Regions from separate parts of the Homo sapiens genome. Here region 1 is linked to region 2. Evidence: chromatin loops called from intact Hi-C (ENCODE). Cell type or tissue: tibial artery. All regions are shown on one strand. Links, peaks and the distances in the headings refer to the core of each region. The heading gives the core; the rest is flanking DNA.

Evidence for each region. Peaks named below come from ENCODE experiments on the same cell type or tissue, not always from the same donor. Only the 100,000 strongest peaks of a DNase experiment are listed, where the experiment ranks them.
Region 1: a loop joins it to region 2, with 8 times the contacts of the local background. A loop is called at or near these places in 104 of 110 quality-filtered maps.

What each region holds. Positions count from the first base shown.
Region 1 is chr11:6,371,698-6,382,232 of GRCh38, forward strand. No RefSeq gene overlaps it. Among named protein-coding and RNA genes, the nearest start is that of SMPD1, 14 kb to the right of the region's middle. In tibial artery, for the core only: a CTCF peak has its summit at 7,733 (motif pointing right); DNase peaks (open chromatin) are centred at 4,824 and 7,784; H3K27me3 peaks cover 195 bases.
Region 2 is chr11:6,427,615-6,438,149 of GRCh38, forward strand. HPX (hemopexin) reads right to left here. Exons shown (of 10, transcript NM_000613.3): 6 at 9,826-10,038; 7 at 9,432-9,563; 8 at 4,273-4,403; 9 at 4,027-4,189; 10 at 3,435-3,856. The coding sequence ends at 3,597. Among named protein-coding and RNA genes, the nearest start is that of HPX, 8.1 kb to the right of the region's middle. RefSeq lists an enhancer at 6,721-6,770 and a silencer at 8,236-8,435. In tibial artery, for the core only: no CTCF peak of the experiment used is centred there; no DNase peak of the experiment used is centred there.

The sequences.
Region 1 (10,535 bases), core at 1,520-9,519, 55 kb before region 2:
TGCTGGTCTCTGGGTCACCTCACTCTTCTGGTTGGAGTCTCTGCCTTTTCAATCACCCTTGTAGCCAGTTGTTTGTATTAAACTTTATCTTATGAAAATGTGCAGTGTGGTTCCTGTTTTCCTAGTAGGACCCTAGTCAACATAGAAGGGAGGTAGCGTGCTATTTTCAAATCTGTGGTCAGAGAAGATCCATTGAGCAGAGACGTAAGTAATGTGAAGGGGCGAGGCAAGGGATAAAGATCTGGGGGGAAGAGGATTCCAAGGAGAGGTAAAAGCCAGTGTGAAGGCCATAAAAGGGAAATGTTTGAGTGCATTCAAACAACAGCAATAAGCATGCATTCCGTTACCAAGGGAGGAACCAGAGAAGCTGGGGTTGGTGGGGTAGGCGGGGCCACCTTTCTGCTCAAGGCCTTCAGATCAGTCCCAGCAATGGCCTTCAAAGCCCTTCATAATTTAGTCTCTCGTTGCCTGTCTGACTTCAGCTCTTACTACTCCTTCCATTCCCCACTCTGCTCCAGCCACTGTCATTTCCTTGTTCTTCCTCAGCACTGCCCAGATGTGTTCCCACCACAGCACCTTGCACATGTTGTTCCTTCTGTCTGGAATATTTTCTCCCAGATATCCACAAAGCTTACTTTCTCATCTCCTTCAAGTCTTTGCTCAAATATAGTCTTTTTTTTTTTTAGATGGAGTCTCACTCTGTCACCTAGGCTGGAGTATAGTGGTGTGATCTCGGCTCACTGCAACCTCCGCCTCCTGGGTTGAAGAAATTCTCTGCCTCAGCCTCCCAAGTAGCTGGGATTACAGGCACCCACCACCTTACCCGGCTAATTTTTTGTATTTTTAGTAGAGAGGGGGTTTCGCCATCTTGGCCAAGCTGGTCTTGAACTCCTGACCTCATGATCCACCGGCATCGGCCTCTCAAAGTGCTGGGATTACAGGTGTGAGCCACCGCACCTGGCCACCCAAATATAGTCTTCTTAGTGAAACATCCCCTAATCACCCTGCTTCAAATTGCACACCCACCCCAGCTCTCCCCAACCCCTTTCATTCTTAATTTTCCTTCATGGCACTATTTGCTTTTTTGTAAACTCTATGACAGCAGGGATTTTTGAATGCTTAGTTTCAAAACATCGATGTATCCCCATCACTAATGTATCCCCCAATACCTGAACAGTGCCTGGCACACTGTAGATCTCTATACTAATTTGTTGAATTAATTAATTTTCATCAGGGGAATGAAACAATCTGATATACAATTTCAAAAGAGAGGAGTGGGCTATGGGAAATCGACTTGGGGGCAATGGTGAAATCAGGGAAAACCAGTTAGGATAACTTGTAGCAATCTAAGATAGAGATGGTAGTAACTTAGGCTAAGACAGTAGCTACAGAGGTGATCAGAGGTAAGACTTAGGTTGGGTTTTAGAGGAGAAATAGACATGACTTGATAATTAATAAAATGTAGAGGTAAAGGGAGATGAAGTGTCAAAGATGACTCCAAGAGCTGGGCACAGTGGTGTATGCCTGTAGTCCTAGCTACACAGGAGGCTGAGGCAGGTGGATCCCTTGTGCCCAGGAGTTTGAGACCAGCCTGGGAAAGACAGCAAGACCCTATCTTTAAAAAAAAAAAAAAAATTGTTTAAAGAAAAAGAATTTAAAAATTTTAAAAAATTGTTTTAATGACTCCAAGTGTCCGGTATGCTGAGGTGCCCATCCCTAGATAGGAAAGACTGGAGCAGTGTCAAAATCAGAATGAAAGATCAAAAGCTCCATTTTGGACATAGTTAAGTTAGAGATGTCTGAGCTCAGAAGCTCATCAACATATTAAAAGTATCTGAGGCTGGGAGTGGCTATGATCATCTGGCCCTAAGGAGACGTAAAGATGCCAGGTTCTGTATTAAGTTGATCAAAAGATCCTCAAATATGCAGCAAATATTCCTTGTCACTTTATGGACAACTGGATTCCTCTTAAGTTTTTTCTCTTGGTCAAAAGTGAATTGCAGCTGGGTGTGGTAGCTCACATCTGTAATCCCAGCACCTTAGGAGGCCAAGGCAGGCAGATCATTTGAACTCAGAAGTTCAAGACCAGCCTGGGCAATGTGGTGAAGCCCTGTTTCTATAAAAAAAAACACAAAAATTATCTGGGCATGGTGGCGCATGCCTGTAATCCCAGCTACATGGGAGGCTGAGGAGGGAGGATGGCTTGAGCCTGGGTGGTAGAGGTTGCAGTGAGCCAAGATGGTGCCACTGCACTCCAGCCTGGGCAACAGAGAGCCAGACCCTGTCTCAAAAAACAATAATAATAATTTAAAATTAAAAAAAAAAGTCAATCCCTGGCCAGGCATGGTGGCTCAAGCCTGTAAACCCAGCACCTTGGGAGGCCAAGGCAGGTGGATCACCTGAGGTTGGGAGTTCGAGACCAGCCTGACCAACATGGAGAAACCCCGTCTCTACTAAAAATACAAAATTAGCCAGGCACAGTGGTGCATGCCTGTAATCCCCAGCTACTCGGGAGGCTGAGGCAGGAGAATCGCTTGAACCCAGGAGGCAGAGGTTGCGGTGAGCCGAGATCCTGCCACTGTACTCCAGCCTGGGCAATTAGAGCATAACTCCATCTCAAAAAAAAAAAAAAAAGTTAATTCCCACATTCCAGTATGGCCGTTAGACCTTTCAAACAGGGCTTCTGCCCAGCCCCACCTCTGAGCGGATCCCTGCTCTGGAGTGACTTCTGCAACATTTTCTAAGTCTCTGATGCTTGGAACCAGCTGGGGCCAGCAGGGCTTCCCAGTGAGACACCTCAAGTCCGAATGAAGATCCATGTGAGCCACAATTTCTATTTCTTTTCTTCAGAAGAAGAAAGCACAGTCAGCCGAACGCTGTGGCTCATGCCTGTAATCCTAGCACTTTGGGAGGCCAAGGTGGGCGAATTGCCTGAGCTTAGGCATTCAAGAACAGCCTGGGCAACATGGCAAAACCCCATCTCTACTAAAAATACAAAAATTAGTAGGACATGGTAGCCCATGCCCATAGTCCCAGCTACTTGGGAGGCTGAGACAAGGGAATCACTTGAACCTGGGAACCTGAGGTTGCAGTGAGCCGAGATCATGCCACCACACTCCAGCCTGGGTGAGAAAGTGAGACCCTGTCTCAATTAAAAAAAAAAAAAAAAGAAGAAGAAGAAGAAGTAGAAGAAGAAAGCACAGGATTTTTCTCTTGGAGCATAGAAGGTCTTTCTAGGTATGACATAACACATAACCCATAAAAGGAAAGGTCAAGATTTTGACAATATAAAATAAAAATTCCACATTACAAAACCCACCATAAGCAAAATGCAAAAGACAGAAAATCAAACTGGAAAAAAATTAACACTCTCATTAGTGACAAATTTATCTTGTTGAAAGAAAAACTTCAGCCAAATTAAATTTAAAAGAGTTTAATTGAGCAATGAACGATTCATGAATCAGGCAGCCCCTAGAATCACAGCAGATTCAGAGAGACTCCAGCGGTTCCTCATGGTCAGAACAGATTTATAAATAAAAAAAGTAAAGTAATATACAAAAACCAGAAGTCGGCTCACGTAGTGAGCTCACTGCCTGTAATCCCAGCACTTTGGGAGGCCAAGGCGGTCGGATCACGAGGTCAGGAGATCGAGACCATCCCGACTAACACGGTGAAACCCCGTCTCTACTAAAAATACAAAAAATTAGCCGGGCATGGTGGCGGGCACCTTTAGTCCCAGCTACTCGGGAGGCTGAGGCAGGAGAATGGCATGAACCTGGGTGGTAGAGTTTGCAGTGAGCCAAGATCGCGCCACTGCACTCCAGCCTGGGGAACAGACTGAGACTCTGTCTCAAAAAAAAAAAAAAAAAAAAAGTGAGGTACAGAAACAGCTGGATGGGTTACAGGTTGGCCTTTGCCTTATTTGAACACAGTTTGAACACTCAGCAGTCTGTGAGTGGTTGAAGTATGGCTGCTGGGATTGGCCAAGACACAGCTATCATTACAGGTGTATAGTCTTAAATTAGGTTTTCAATCTTGTCTGCCTATTAAGCTATGTTACGATTTGTCTACAAGGACTCAAATATAGAAGTATGGAGTCCTTCTCAGGCCATATTTAGTTTGCTTTAACAATCTAAAAGCTAAGACTGAGGTGTCGGAGAAGCCAAGAGAAGAAAGTGTCAAAGATAATGAGAACAATCAAATGCATCCCATTCTGCTGAGAGGTCGAGAAGACAGAGACTGAAAAGGGCCCCTTAGATATGTTTATGTGGAGGTCACGAGGTGCCTTAGCCATTTTAATAGATTCGTGGTGGTCAAAATGCAAGGAAATGGGAATAGCATGTGCAGGACGTTCTTTTGAGATATGTTCTGTTAAACAGAGCAGAGAAACACCGATAGTGAAGGATACTGGGTTAGGTCTAGAAAGAAGCTTGCATTTGTTTTGTGTTGATTTACCTCATTTTGACTTTTAAAGATAGAATCTTGATTGGATTTTCAAATTGAGCAGGAGAGGTTGAAAATGTCAGAAAGAAAGAGTATGGCTAAGACTGTCTTTGTCCTCTAATAGCCATTCTCCCATCTTCTATGGTAGTACAGTCTGTGAATTTCAGCAGAGTAAATGACCTCCTGGAACAAAAATGACATTTCTTCACCTCCCTTGCAGTAGAATAATGTGTTCAAGTTCTAGCCATGGAAATAAGGGTAAAAATGTCTTGTGCAACTTCTAGGAAGTGTCCTTAAAGGGAAGGGCTCTGTTCTTTTTCCTGCTGGCAAGAGTGTAGAGATGATGGCTGGAGCATGAGCCACAAGGTGAAAGCCACATTTTGGGGATGGTGAGCAAGATCAAAGCAGCCTGGTTTCCTGCTCATCATATCGTTGTCATGCAAGTCCTGGATGGGCTATGTCTATGTGAGGGAGGAATAAATGCCGACCTCCTTTAAAGCTGCTGTTATTTTCAGTTTTTTGTCACTGATGACATAACTTAATATTAACTAGGAGAGGGCCAGGTGAGGTGGCTCACGCCTGTAATCTCAGCACTTTGGGAGGCCGAGGCAGGTGGATCACCTGAGGTCAGGAGTTTGAGACCAGTCTGGCCAATATGGTGAAACCCCATCTCTACTAAAAATACAAAAATCAGCCAGGCGTAGTGGTGCGTGCCTGTAGTCCCAGCTACTCAGAAGGCTGAGGCAGGAGAATCGCTTGAGCCTGGGTGGCAGAGGTTGCAGTGAGCCGAGATTATGGCACTGTACTCCAGCCTGGGTGACAGAGCGAAACTCCATCTCAAAAAAAAAAAAAAAAAAAAAAATTAACTAAGAGAAGGGGAATAGCTAATATAATCAGATCCCTGAGAGATAGAACAATATAAAAGTATCAGCCCTTTGTAAGAGGGATGCTTCATCTGCTGGGAACTGGGCTCAACTACTTGCTAGCTGTGTGATCTTAGGCAAGCTATGTAACTTCTCTGCACCTGTATTTCATCATCTGTAAAATATTAGGATATAACAGAGGGGGAAAGGGAGAGGATGGGTACAGATGCAAGCAGGGTTTTAATTTGTTGTAACAAAGACAAGGGAATGTCTCTCTGGATGGCTTCTAAATTATCTGTAAAATAGAAGGCAAAATCAGTAAGAGTGGGTGGTGTGAGGACAGAGGATGCAGAGATATGAAAAGATCTACAAAGCAATGAAAAAGTTAGAAAAAGTAGAAAAAGAGCAAGCTCACTAGAGAAACACGGAAAAATTGCCAGGCAGCACTGAGGGACCATGTGAGTCTGGGGATCATGAATTTATCATTATATCACTTTTTCTTTTTTTCTTTTCTTTTTTTTTTTGAGACGGAGTCGCGCTCTGTCGCCCAGGCTGGAGTGCAGTGGCTCGATCTCGGCTCACTGCAAGCTCCGCCTCCTGAGTTCACGCCATTCTCCTGCCTCAGCCTCCTGAGTAGCTGGGACCACAGGCGCCCACCACCACGCCTGGCTAATATTTTGTATTTTTAGTAGAGATGGGGTTTCGCCGTGTTAGCCAGGATGGTCTCGATCCCCTGACATCGTGATCCACCCGCCTTGGCCTCCCAAAGCGCTGGGATTACAGGCGTGAGCCACCGCGCCCGGCCTTATATCACTTTTTCTAGCTATAGAATTTGCTGTAACAATTTCAGCTACTCTGGTTCAGAAGAAGAAAATGAAAGTAATTGGGATCATTTGAGACTGGAGTTCAGCCAGATGAAAATGACAGAGGAGAGGGGAACACAGGAGCTGAGCATATCTGCAAAGGAATTACTATAATGTTAGATTATAAAGTATTATTTTAAACAGACAGGAAGCCAGGAGCAGGTGGGTAAACAGAGAGAAAAGGAAGATAGACTGGATGCATTGATGAAGTCAGAGAGCTATTGCATTGGGGGTGGTGCCCATCCACCACACCACCCATGCACTCATGTGCACACAAATGTGCATGCACAACCATATATATTGGTTTCCTAGTTCAATTTCTGTTTGGAAGCTGAAAAATATCCTCCCAAGGATTAGCTTCTTCAGAGAATAGAGATGGTAAAGAAAAAAAAATGTAAAACTGTCTAGGTTTCAGGACTAGATTTCACCCTTGTTCAGCCTACCCAAGTACAGGGCTGAGACACTTCCTTCCACATTACACTCCCCTTCCTGTGTGTCAAAGATCTGACTGCTTCAGTGGAGCTTACAAGTATCCTGAGTCGTTTTAAGTGAATGTCCACATGAGACAGTGTGGTTGGAGTGTGGCAATATCTCAGGACACAGAGAGGTGACCTTCATCCTATATAAGATGTAGGTAGCTGCGGATGGAAAGCCTTCTCCCAGGAACGACTGGAAGATCATCTGTCAACACTGGTGACATTGGGTGCTCACGTGACTGTTGACAGGAGGTCTGCAGGGGACAGCTTCTATGTTGCTTCCTCATGCTGGCTGATGGGGTGAGGCAAGTATGTTATTCTTGCCCCTATCCTCTCCTGAGCTGGAGTCTTCTGTAGGGCAGGGCTTTTCCTACTAACAGGTATATCCCCAGCTTCTTGGTCTGGGCCTGACACAGAACAGTGTGTGTGTTGGCGGCGGTGGGTGGGAATAAATGGATGATTTCCTGACAATAGATGGAGCTAAGTTATTGTCATTAAGTAAATACTCCCTACGTCTTCCACAGGGCGGGGTGGCGAAGGGCAGTTTTTAACATTTAACTTTTCCTTCAGCCTCCACCTCACTGTAACCATAGATTTCCTCTCTCCTGTCAATGGACAGTGTGGATAAGGCATGGAAAACTGGGGAGAGTTATCAGCTAGACCTCATTAAATCAATGATAGTCAATACAGATACAGCATCTACTATGTATAAGGTGGTAGATTCTGTATAGTTGGTAATGAAATATAAGATGCAACTTTAAAAGTTTGCATCAGATACTAAAAGTCTTCCTCTGTCACATCTATTAATCTAAGTACTGTCTCATTGTAACTTCACAACCTTATATTATCTATTATCTTCATGTCACACAGAAAGAAATTGAAGCTCAAAAAGTGATGTGCTTTGTCCAGGTCACACAACTAATAAGTGGCAGAACAAAGATTCTAATCCAGATAGCTTGAATTTAAATTGCAGCCCCTACTATTGGGGGTTCTACATACACTGCGTTGGAATTGCCTGTCAAGAAAAATTTCTTCTGGATTTGAGCTCTTAAAGGTATAGATTACTAGCTTTCCAGTAATCCCTAAAATTTCCACAAGAGGGAGACCTTTCCCCATCAGTGCTGGGCTGCTGTCTGGAATTTCGAATTCAATTTGCAGTTTCACAGACAGCTCAAGAATTGGCTGGCCACTTGAACAGAATTTGTATAGGTTTCCTTTTTTTTTATTTTTAATTTTTTTTGAGACAGAGTTTCACTCTTGTTGCCCAGGCTGGAGTGCAATGGTCTGATCTCAGCTTACTGCAACCTCCGCCTCCCAAGTTCAAGCAATTCTCCTGCCTCAGCCTCCGGAGTAGCTGGGATTACAGGCATGCACCACCACGCCCGGCTAATTTTGTATTTTTAGTAGAGACGGGGTTTCTCCATATTGAGGCTGGTCTCGAACTCCTGATCTCAGGTGATCCGCCCACCTAGGCCTCCCAAAGTGCTGGGATTACAGGCGTGAGCCACCGTGCTCAGCTGTTTGTACAGGTTTCCTGACACAACAAAATGTAAGTACCCTAAGCGAATGTCTGCTTAAATTAACCCAGATTAACTAAGAAGTTATCTGTCCCAACCAAGCAGCCCATTTTGTCCCTCTGCCAATCACTCTCCAAGCCAGGGACTCAGTTCGCCACTGAGGCAGAGGCTGTATAACTTTAGATCTTTAAACACCAGCCTTGCTCTCCCTTCCCCAAGTTCTAGTCATTATCCAATAGCCTAGAAGCCTGCACAATAGGTTTCAGAAGTTCTAAAACCCAGAGAAAGTCAAGAATAAGGTTGTCTCACCTTTCCCACTACCAGCCCTGCAGAAAACTTTGTTCATAATGAATTTTCCCACCTCCTAGGCCTCAACCACTATCCAAGGGCTTACAGAGACAGTGTCTGAGCAACAGGTACGGAATCCTATCATGTCGTACCAGGAACCACTTTTCAGCAAAAGAGGTGTAAAGCGGGCACATGACTTTTGTGTCCACTGGTCACATTACAGCCGACCACCCAGAAACTGCCAGCCTAACACAGTGATAGAATCAGCTGTAGATGCACAGCTGAAGCACAAACATGGAAGTAATTCCTAGAGAGGAGGAGGTGCCACCTTCTAGCATGCAGTATACACTTTAAACCAACAACCTGGTGTTCTGTTCCCAAAAGGTAAAACACATGGGTTCAGAACCAAAGAGAGAAAGCAGGCGTGGCTCTGTTCGCCATCACTCCCAGGAATCTACTTGGGAAATTTGTGCTTTCTGCCCCTACAACTCTAGGCTCTGCTGCTTTAGAGGCTCTGATTCCCAATGGGGAAATGTGTCCAGCAGGTGAATGGGTTATGGTTGTTGCCTAGGAACTCTGGGCTCCTGCGTGCAGGGGCCAGCAGGCAAGAAGAGGCATGATCATGGTGGCTGTAGCGTTGATCCTGATTGTCATTGTTGATCCTGATAATACAACTGTTACAAAATGGAGACATGGGGGAATATGCTTGGCATCCAGCTGGCCCACTTGGGTGCCTCTTGGTAGTCCCTGCCCTATTTTGATGGTAAAAAGACAAGTGCAGGAGCATGGCTTGAGGAGAGCATGGATAGTGAGGCTCAGACCCCCCAGGGAGAAAGTTTGCATTACACCATCAGGTAAGCCACTGAAATCAGCAGAGGTGCTCTCTAAGGGTGAAGGAAAGCTAAAATGGATAAAAGAGGAAAATGATGAGTATCAGTTGCTGTCCTGAGAGAGGCTTCAGAGAGCTATAATTCTTTCCACTATCTTTCTTCTAATTTCCACCATGAAGAGAGACTCATTAGTCATTAGTATGCTAGAGGAGCTGTTCCAGACTTCTGTGAAATGAATCCAAGTGGCACAAGAGGTAGTCTGTGGTGGACACTGTGATGTGCCACCTGACCTGCCTTCAGGAACAAAGGGCTTATTCCCCCATGTAGACCAAAAATAAAATTCTAAGCTCCCCCAACCAACTGACAGAGTCCCCTCTCTCCCAAAGACATTCCAAACTAAACCAGAAAATCTAGTTCAGGCCATGATTGAAAGTGGGGATTGGACATGCCTCATCATACTCTTCTCTCTCAGAATTGGGAACAAGTGACGAGCATTAACATTTAAAAAGATCTGGCCGGGTGCAGTGGCTCACGCCTGTAATCCCAGCACTTTGGGAGGCCGAGGCAGGTGGATCATGAGGTCAGGAGTTCAAGACTAGCCTGGCCAACATGGTTAAACCCCGTCTCTACTAAAAATACAAAAATTAGCTGGGCGTGGGGGCAGGTGCCTGCAATCCCAGCTATTTGGGAGGCTGAGGCAGAGAATTGCTTGAACCTGGGAGGCGAAGGTTGCAGTGAGCCGAGATCGCACCACTGCACTCCAGCCTGGGCGAGAGAGCAAGACTCCGTCTCAAAAAATAAAAAATAAAATCATAAATAATAAATAAATAAAAGATCTTAATGGGGAAAACCTACATTCTGTAGACAATCCCTTTTTTTCTCCAGGTCTCTCCTCTGATCCAGGAGAAAATTAAGAGTCTGGCACCTGTTTAGGTCTGATAAGCGCTCTGATGCCTGATACATGGAGGTTTCATCTGCATGATAAAATCTTGGTCTCCGGGTCAGGCTTGGTGGCTCACGCCTGTAATCCCAGCACTTTGGGAGGCCAAGGCGGGTGGATCACCTGAGGTCGGGGGTTTGAGACCGGCCTGGCCAACATGGCAAAATCCCATCTCTACTAAAAATACAAAAATTAGCCACGCATGGTGGCAGGCACCTGTAATCCCAGCTACAAGAGAATCACTTGAACCCAGGAGGCGGAAGTTGCAGAATCACTTGAACCCGGGAGGCAGAGGTTGCAGTGAGCCAAGATCGT
Region 2 (10,535 bases), core at 894-8,893:
GAAGACTGTGACAGTAACAAAGTCAAAGAGCAGGAATGTGGGAGTGAAGTGAGGGAGGCAGAAGGATAAGGGCCTGCACTCACAAGAGAGATACTGGAATTTAAGGAATTTCTTCAACAGGTGGAGCAATTGTGAGTGATGAATAGGGTTAAAGTTTGGCCATAGTAATTGGGTAGCTGGTGTGGGGACATCAGTCTGCAAAGCCTTCAGCAACTGAGAGAACATAGGAGGCTGGTAGATGATGGCCATTGGAATAGTAGGGAGAATGATATGGCTTACATCCATGATGCTGAAGGAGAAGGAATTTAACAGCATGAAAAGGGGGAAAATGGTGCAGATGTGCTGATACAGCTTCCCATCCACTGGGGAAGCTACAGGGGAAGAAAGAGGGGCCCTGGGGTAGAGCCTGTTCTCAAGGCTGGAGGTAAAGACATAGAGATGTTTGTACATGTAAACGATGTACGTGTACATGTTTGTACATGTAAAAGACATAGGGAAGCTTGTTAGCCATGGAGTATGACTCTGAAAAGGTACCATGGAAAATCAAGGAAGAAGAAGCAGGATGACGAACCAGGAAAAGGGGCCATAGCGCAGTTTGGAAGTGAGATTCCTCTTTCTCTCACCTTCAGATCCAATCCATCAGCAAGTCCTATAGACTGTGTCTTCTAAATATTTTTTATCAGCCCACTACTCCACCATTGCCATGTGTCCAGGTGCCATGATCTACCAGATTAGCCACAGCATCAACCTCCACAATGGTCTGCCCACATCTGCTGGGGTTTTCTTTCACCTGGTATCCACTCTGCAGCAATCAGAGAAATCTTTCTCAAATGTAAATCTCATCACCTCACTTTCTTCCTGTCTAAAATCCCTCAGTAGGTCTCTATTGCTCCCAAAATAGACAATATCCATGCTTCCTAGACTGCCATGGAAGGCCTCCTGTGAACTGGTATGTTCCTGCCTCCCTCTCCAGTCTCATCTCACCAGCCCCTCACACATCCCCTGTACTCCAGCCCTGTGGGGCTGGTTGCAGTTTGCACCCCTTGTTGTCCCTTCTCTCCTTTCCTCTGCTCATAATGCTCCCTGGGATGGTAATGCATAGTTGGCAGTGAATATATATTTACTAAAGGAATTGCATAAATTTTACTCATCTTTAAAAATTGAACTAAGTGTTTATTATATATGAAGCCTTTCCTAACCCCTTCTTCATCCTAAGTATTGCTGGCTCCACTGTCCTTTGTATATTGAGTCTTCCATCTTAGTATCTATCTCACTGTATTGCATTTACTTGATGCTTTTTCTGTGTTCCCCTCCTGACTGTGATAGAGCGGCAGATTCTTGAGGGTAGAATGGCAAGCTGCTCTGCACATAGGTGATGCTAAGTGAATGAATGAAAGAAGTATAAGTTGGACCTTTTTATGGTCTGAATATTGGCATCTCCCCCAAATTCATATGTTGGAACCAAATGTCACTAATGTGATAGCATTAGGAGGGGGAGACTTTTGGAAGTGATTAAGTCACATGGGTTTCAACCTCATGGAAGGGATTAGTGTCCTTATAAAAGAGCCCAAAGGGAGCTGCTTGTCCCTTTTTCACCATGTGAGAACACAGCAAAAAGGTGCCATCTTCGAAGCAGAAGAAGCACTCAGCAGACACTGAATCTGCTGGAGCCTTGATCTTGGACTTTCCAGCCTCCAGAATTGTGAACAATAAATTCCTATTGCTGATAGATTACCCACTCTAAGATATTCTCTTATAGCAGCCTAAACTGACTGAAACAAACCATTTCTGGGAGTTCCCTGGAGACAAGCTAGAGGATTCCCTGCAAGAGAACACGTGGGAGGAAAGGAGAAAGGGGAGACTTAGTACTCCCTGCCTCCGAAAACAAGAGAAAGTTAACCTTGGGTATCACAGTTGTTGGATAACTGTTTAGACACCTCTAGGCTCCCTGGCATGATGCAGCAGTGGTCCCAAGTGTAGTGCATGAACTTGATAAGGACCAGACCTGAAACTCTGTCCTTGTCTCCACCCCTTAGACTAGCAGCCAACCCCGTGAGGGTAGCCATCCAAGACACCATTAGGAATGAAAAGTAAAGCTCAAGGTGCTCCTAAGGAGTAGACCCACAACCCTGCTGCTTGGCCCCTAACCTCTGTTCTCAGCTCCAGTCAACTTCCTAGTTAGACCCTAATCTGAGACACTGTCCCCCAGCTCCCAGCCCTTTAAGCTGGAGCCACTCTATAGCCTGGCCTCCCAGTACAAAGCCTTGTGTGACAGTCAGAGCTTGTTAGCTACTACTCTACCCATCAAAGTCCTACGGAGCAAATGGCTGACAGGTTGGGAGGGGCTGACTCCAGATCACATGAGGCCATGAGCCACAGTCTGGGTCTACGTCCAGAGCCCCTTCCCAAGACAGTTCAAGGGATGGGTTTGAGTCTATATTCATTGTCACTGGAAGGTGGGTGGCATTGTGTCTATTTTACAGGAAAGGAAAATGAGGCTAGGACACGGAAGCTCAGAATAAGGGCCCTCTGCTGGAAACTCAGGCTATTTTTTGAGGCTGAAACAAGCCAGCCTCCAACCTCAGCTGGGTTGTAAAGGCAGTGGAGGAACAGGGCCTTGTCTGAGACATAGCTACCTATAGTCTAGGCCCAATTCCCAGTTAAACAGCTGTCAGCAAATTTGGAACCCAAAGCCTTCACCAGTTTATGACCAGAAAATAACCAAGCACTGCAACCTCCTTGCCAGTGACATTTGCTGGTCTAGATGGTGCAGATACCCAGGAGGCTAATTGGGTAGGCCAGATCCTCTGTGCCAGCAAAGCTCCTGAGGCTCCAGCAAGACTCCCAGGGACTGTGTTCTGCAAATGTGCTCCATGGTGCCATTCATTCTTTCTTCTCTCTCTCCAGCTTGCCTCTGACACACAGCTGGTGTATTTCTGTTTCCCCACTTCAACTTCATTCCACTTGTCATGCCTAACTCATGGCAACACAAGCCATGAGTGGTGTTACTTGAATCACCCAGAACCATAATTTGAGGTCCCCCAGATTGGACCTCCTACCCCACAACTCTGAGCCAATCCTCTTTGCACATGCATAGTTGCCCCAGGCCCTGTTGTTTCTGATGCCTTGCGGCTGGGTTGTGGCCATCTACCAGCAAGTTGAATCAGAGTCCTAGCTCCACCTCTTACTTGCTGTATAAACTCAGCTGTTCCTCTTCCGACTCTGGTTCTCTTTCCCCCCACTATGTGTAGATAGTCTGCAAAGAGCTAGTTTATGATCTGGACCTAAGAATCATCTGCGCAGAGATAGGTTTGCCCCTTAGTGCTCCCCTCCCTTGTTTCTCACAGCCTTGTTTGAGCTCGACACCCTCAAAGGAGAAGTGCTAACTTTTCAACTCAAAGAAAGAAGATTGTTTCACGACCAAGGTCCCTTGATTCAAGTGAAGAAGCAATCTGTCTTTATTATGAGAAACTGGGGAGGTGGGGCCAGGCCAGACTCATGTCAGAAGGCCCCTCAGTGAGAAGCGAAGAAGCAATCTGTCTTTATTATGAGGAACTAGGAGGTGGGGCCAGGCCAGACTCATGTCAGAAGGCCCCTCAGTGAGTGCAGCCCAGGAGACTGGTCACATTCTGGGGTTGCGGAAGGGCCTTGGCTGCATTCAGTTTCTCCACATCACTGTAGCAGTACAAATTGGGACCATGGATGAGGTACAAGCCGGGACCATTGGCGGAACATGAGTTAGGGCCAAGGGACTTTTCCATACACAAGGCTCCGTCTACCTTCTCATGGGGCCAAGGAAGCTCTGTCCACGTGGCTTGGGCTCCTGACTTCAGGTCCAGCCACCACAGCCGCCGTCCTGGGGAGAAGGCACCAAACATAGCATGGCTTCCATGTCATGGGGATCCTGACCTAGGCCTTCTCATGCCCTGGGGATCCTGACCTAGGCCTTCTCATGCCCTGGTGGGGATCTATGCCACAGACAGGTAGCAGAACAAGCTGCCCTCTAAGCACCCAGAAGCCCCTCACCTGCCATGATATGGAGCCGAGAAGACCCAGGGCAGATAAAGGCCGCATCCACAGAGTCCAGGATAATCCCATGAGGGGTCCCGACTTCCTTCTCCAGCCGCTTCGGATAACCGCTTACTAGGGTATAGCCTCCCTTTGTCAGGAAGACATATACCTGGGTGCCCTGGAGGACAAAGGATGGTAATAAATACAGAGTTGGATATGCTTGTCCCAGTCTCTACCTCAAGCCTCTCCCCCAATACACACCTGGACCAGATAGAGTTTTTCTTCCCAGGAAAAGGCAGCATCCACTGCTGAAGGACCCTGGGGCCACTGATGAGCAATGGGCCAGCTATGCCAGCCATCCCGGCTGGTGTCCAGACGCCAGTAGTGGGTCCCTGTGGAATACCATAGGTTGCTCTAGGGCCGCTGGCAGAAGCCCAGGCAGAGAAGAGGCTAGTGATGAATGCAGAAATGAGTCATGAGAGGGAGAGAATGCATCCAGAGGCCAAGATGGAAGAGGCCAGGTGAGAAGGAGAAATAGAGCAAGACTTGGTCAGCAATGTTGGGCACTGTGCCCTGGCTGAAACTGGAATCAGCAGGTGCCTGAAAGAAAGGCAAGTGTGGAAAACAGTGGCTAAGTTTCCAGGTAAGGCCAACATCATGGGGTTGGCGGGCACTCCCTAAGGATTTCAGGTGTCCATGTACAGAGATGCGGTTATAGATAATGAAATACAGTGTCCAGAACTTAAAAAGGAAGCACCACTTCTACTGAATGTTCTCACTCTGGCTGTGTTCTCCAGTCTCTCCCTATGAGGTGGTGGAAGAGTGAGGGAGTAGCTGGGCTAGCACCCCGTTTTTCTTCTCCTCTTTTCACAACAACTTATTAAGGAATTATCTAGGCTCCCATTTGTCTTTTTTCCTCAATCCTCTTCAATTACACTTCTGTTTCCCTCAACCATTGAAATTGTTCTTATCCAGGTTGCTAGTATTCTCCAATTTGCGAAATCTCATGGTCAATTCTCTGTTCTCATCTGACCCTACCTCTCAGGAGCACTGGACTGCTCACTACTTCCTTCTCCTTTAAATGTCTTTTTTTGGAACTTGGCTTCTGTGACACCTGACTCTCCCAGTATTCCTCTTATCTTTTTTGACTACTCTTTTCTTCAACCTGATATCTAAATATTGGAATCCCCTACTTTGGGCCTCTTCTCTTCTCTCTCTACCTTCACTTCCTTGGTAATCTCACCTAGTCCAGGGGCTTTAAATGCCATCTATATGCTGATGACTTCCAATCTGTTCTCGTCAGCTCTGACTGACCTCTCCTTTGAGGTTTAGGCTCCAAATCAGCTGCCTACCTGACATGCTTATGGGGTGCCAATAGGCACCCAAAACCTAATATGCCCAAACTGATTTCTGCCCCCCACCAACACACACACTCCCTAGTCTTTCCCAATTTTAGAAAACAAAACCACCAGCCACTCAGTTGCTGAGTCCACGAAAGCTGAGTCATTCTTGAAGCCTCTTTTCCCTTCCCTACTCTGACTGATATCATTCATTCATTCATTTATTTAGAGACGGAGTTTCACTCTTGTTCCCCAGGCTGGAGTGCAATGGTGCAATCTCGGCTCACTGCAACATTCACCTCCCAGGTTCAAGCGATTCTCCTGCCTCAGCCTCCCAAGTAGGCTGAGATTACAGGCATGTGCCACCATTCCCAGCTAATTTTGTATTTTTAGTAGAGACGAGGTTTCACCATGTTGGTCAAGCTGGTCTCGAACTCCTGACCTCAGGTGATCCACTCGCCTTGGCCTCCCAAAGTGCTAGGATTACAGGCGTAAGCCACCACACCCGGCCTATCTTAGCTATTAGTTAATGCTGTCAGCTCTACCTCCAAAATATATCATGGTGATTCCTCACCACCTCTGCTGCTATCATCCTAGTCCAAGCGGTCATCACCTCTAATTTGGACAACTGCACGGATTGCTAGCTGGATTCCTTGCTTACATGCTTGTACTTTTATAACTTATGTTCTGCAAAAAGTCAGAGTGATCTTTTATAAAAAATGAGTTAGAATATATCACAGCCCTGCTCAAGACTTTCTGATGACTCCCTTTTATGGTTGAAAACCCTTACCAGGTCTAGGTAACCTGGCCACTGCCGTCCCTGCCCTTTCAAGTCACCCACCTGCTCTTTCTCTGTGTTCCAGCCTCACCAGGCTTCCTTCTTGATTCCTTGAAGTATGTGCTGCTCACCCTCCCTAAAATGCTTTTCCTCCAGCACATCGTGTGGTTAATTCCTTCTCATCACTGAAGTCTCAGCTCAAAAATCATTTCTTCAGAAGACAGCCCTCATTCTCCTCACCTCTATCCCACTATCCTGTCTTATTTTCTTTACAACCCTTAATATTACCTAAAATTATTCTCTTTCTTCCTTTCTCTTTCTTATTGTCCTCTCTCACTTTAGCAGAGCCTGTCAGGGCAGGCATCTTGTCTGCCATGTTGACTACTGTATCTCAGTGCCTAGGACAATGCCCACTTCTTATCAGATGCTCAACAAATATTTGTTGAGTAAATACCTAGTGTTCTTGCTGCTACCACAAGTTCTCTTATTAGCCGTGTACTGAGTATACAGCGGTGACTGACATATCCACCTCCCCTGGGAGGTTTCCCACTGAAATTACCCTGCTCAGGAACCATATTTATTTTATTTTATTTATTTGTTTTTTGAGACAGGGTCTCAATCTGTCACCCAGGCTGGATTGCAGAGGCACAGTCACGGTTCACTGCAATCTCTGCCTCCCACACTCGAGCAATCCTCCCACCTCAGCCTCCTGAACAGCTGGGACTACTGGTGCATGCCACCACACCTGGCTAATTTTTTGTATTTTTAGTAGAGATGAGATTTCACCATGTTGCCCAGGCTGGTCTAGAACTCCTGGACTCAAGTGATCTGCCCCCCTCGGCCTCCCACAGTGTTGGGATTATAGGCATGAGCCACCACACCTGGCCCAGGGGCCCTATTTTGAGAACCAGAGCTATGCTGCTTTGTGCAATGAAGTAAATGATGAGTTCCCAACCCATTAATGTAGCCAATACATAGGCTGGCAATCAACCACTTTAATGTGGTGTGGTCTGAAAATATGGACTGGGCCATTCAGATTCCCTCTCTGGAAATCTTACTAGGAAAAAAGAGCAACTGAGGGAGGTATCAGTTGGAACTGAGACTGAAAGATCATGAAGTAGTGAGAAAGTGGAGAGAACATGATGGTCCACGTGCAAGCCAAAGTTGTGAAGAAGCAAAGAGAATAGATAAAAACCTATGAGGGGCCAGGCGTGGTTGCTCATGCCTGTAATCCTAGCACTTTGGGAGGCCGAGGCAGGCGGATCACCTGAGGTCAGGAGTTCGAGACCAGCCTGGCCAACATGGTGAAACCCTATCTCTACTAAAAATACAAAAATTAAATTAATAAATAGTACATTGTAACCCAAAAAAAAATACAAAAATTAGCCAGGCATGGTGGTATGCGCCTGTAGTCCCAGCTATACGGGAGGCTGAGGCAGGAGGATCGCTTGAACCCAGGAGGCAGAGGTTGCAGTGAACCAAGATTGCGCCATTGCACTCCAGCCTGGGTGACAGAGTGAGACTCCATCTCAAACAACAGCAACAACAACAACAAAACTGTGAGTCAGAGAAAGAAAAATTTACCAGTGAGAGGGGAGGGACTGCCCCATGCTGTAGCTGGGTCATGTTGGTGATTTTACCAAAATAGTGCATTCTCACCTCAGCTAGGTATATATATATATATATGGGTTTTTTGTTTGTTTGTTTGTTTTGTTTTGTTTTTTGTTTTTGTTTTTTTTGAGACATGGTCTCACTCTGTCACCCAGGCTGGAGTGCAGTAGCACGATCACGGCTCACTGAAGCCTCGACCTTCCGGGCTCAGCCTCTGAAGTAGATGGGACTATAGGAACGCACTACCACACCCGACTAATTTTTATATTTTTTGTAGAGATGAGGTTTTGCCATGTTGCCCAGGCTGGTCTCAAACTCCTAGGCTCAAGCCGCTCAAGCAATCCACCTGCCTCAGCCTCCCAAAGTGCTAGGATTACAGGCGTGACTCACCACGCCCGGCCTGGGTATTTTTAATATAAGGTGTTCTCTCCATGCTGTGGGCTCTCTCAACAGCTATGGAACATACATGACATTTTTCATTTAGGAGTTCAGTAGCATTCTCATTATGGCCACATGGCCTTGAAGTTCTGTGATCTCTAGATGGCTTGGTGTCTCTCTCTATTTCTGTGTGTTTCCTGTGGCCCTGTTTTCACAATCTCTCACTCACTCTCTCTCTCTTTCTGCATTTCACTTTGTCTGTGTGTCCTCCCAATGGGCTCCCACCATGGCTGTGTGTTCTCTTGATACTTATGTGTTCTTACTATGGCGTATGTTCTCAGTTTAATGTTGTATTTTCACTACAGGTGTGTGTTTCATCTTAGCTGTATGTTCTTATTATAGTGTGCAATCCTGCTGTGGAGATTTGCTCTCCATGTGGTGATGTATTTTTCAACAGAACTTGATAGTCATAACTGGTCAAATTTGTCCAAGGGTCAGGAGCCAAAAAAATTTTGTGTGAAAAAAATATTTTCACGATTTTATATTCTTACCACTGTCCTAATTATACATATATCTCAGGTTGGATGTGATGTGGTTGCTCACTCCTCTTGGGGATATTCTCAACTGTGCAGCATGACTATTTACTGCCTGACTGAACTCAGAACAGCCCTAGGTATTATTAGATGGCTTTTACCAATTGATGCCACGGGTCAAGGGAGGGGTATCTCCATTGGCTACTCAGAGGAGAAACCTCCAGAGGCTAGTGAAGCCAGCCTCTAAAGGTCTAAAGTACCCAACACTTCTCAGCTGGTTCTCAGCAATGAGAACATCTCATCCCCAGGCAGTGCTATGCCCAGGGGTCTGGACATAGGAACCAGGAACCTGAAACAAGATGGAGTTCTGAGGATAAATCAGGGGGAGCCAGAGGACTCAGAAAGATATGCAAGAACAAAGGGAGGCAAGGAGGTACAGAGACACATAGAGGTCCAGGGAGCAAGGGAGAGCCAGAGGGCTCAGCAGGGCATTGAGCAAGGAGAACACAAGGAGTCATAGGGGCCCAGAGAGGTCCACAGGGGGCACAGCCATGGGAGTAGATGGTAGACAGGTAGATGAAGTTAGGGGCTTGGGCCGTGACAGACAAGATTGAGAAATATGCCTCAGAGATGAGGGATGCAGAAGGGCATGCAGAAGGATGGGGACAGAGGGGACAAAATAAGTGACACAGTGATGACAATGGAGAAATGTGTCAAGGATGGGAGATACAAGTAAAAGAGATGTGAGAGCACATTGGGGGAGTTGGGGGCATCTCTCACCACTGAAGGCATAGGTGGCACCATGGTTGTCAGACGTCAGTGCAGACAAGACTAGATGTGGGCTACAGCGCATATACTCAGGGCCATGGTGGGTACTGTTCCCATGGCCAGTCCCATTCCTGTGTCCATGGCCTGGAGAGAGAAATGGGTGAGGAGAACACAGAAGGAGGCCAGAGGTCAGAGTGAGGTCCAAGGTGGAAGAGATGGCTGGGGTTAGTGGGGTGTGGGTTTCCCCATATGAGGGCAATGGGAAAATCCAGAATGGAAATGGGGCTAGATTAAGGGCCAAGGTGTCGCAACACGGAGTTAAAGTGAGAGCTAGGACACGTGAGATCCACAAGCTCAGGGAAAGTGGATGAATTCTGACAGGTCTCAAGTGCTAGGGCTTTCTCACCTCTGCCAGGGCAGGGCATGAAGTAGTCTCGGACATCCCGCGGGTACCTGGGAGGCACCTCTCCCCTGACAGGGTCGAAGCGCAGGAATTGGTTACCCTGGAAGCAGTAGTAGCGGCCCAGCCATCTCAGGGCAGAGGAGCAGTTCCCAACAGCTGGCCAGGAACGCTCCTTCATGGTTCCCGTAGCCAAGTCCCAGAACCACTCGCGGTCACCTTTGTCCAATCAATCAACAGGCATTTGGTGAGACCGGGTTACGCCCTCCTTTGTGCTTTCTCTGGGTCCCAGGATGGGCCAGATAATGGTACTGACCACATGGAGCTCACAGCCATCAGAGAGATGGCTAAAGGAGGGTGATCATACACCAAAATTCAGCAGCAAAACACACAGGATCAGCTCAGCAAAGGCAGTGGGGAGAGTCTGGGAAAACTTCCCAGGGAAGATGATACTTAAAGTGAAATCTGAAGTAGGAATTAAAAGGCACACAAGGAGAGATGGAACCCCAGAGAGAGGAAAGATTCCAAAGCATGGAGCAAACTGAGTGTACAGAGAATAGCATAGGGTTTCTGGAGCTTAGTGTTAAGGTAAAAGTATAATAAAAGTCAAAGCTGAAGGGCCAATAGGGATTTGGCCATGGAGAGACTTGTATGTAAGACTAAAGAGGGTAGATTTGTCCTAAGGGTCATGGGGAACAATGAGGGACTATTCACAC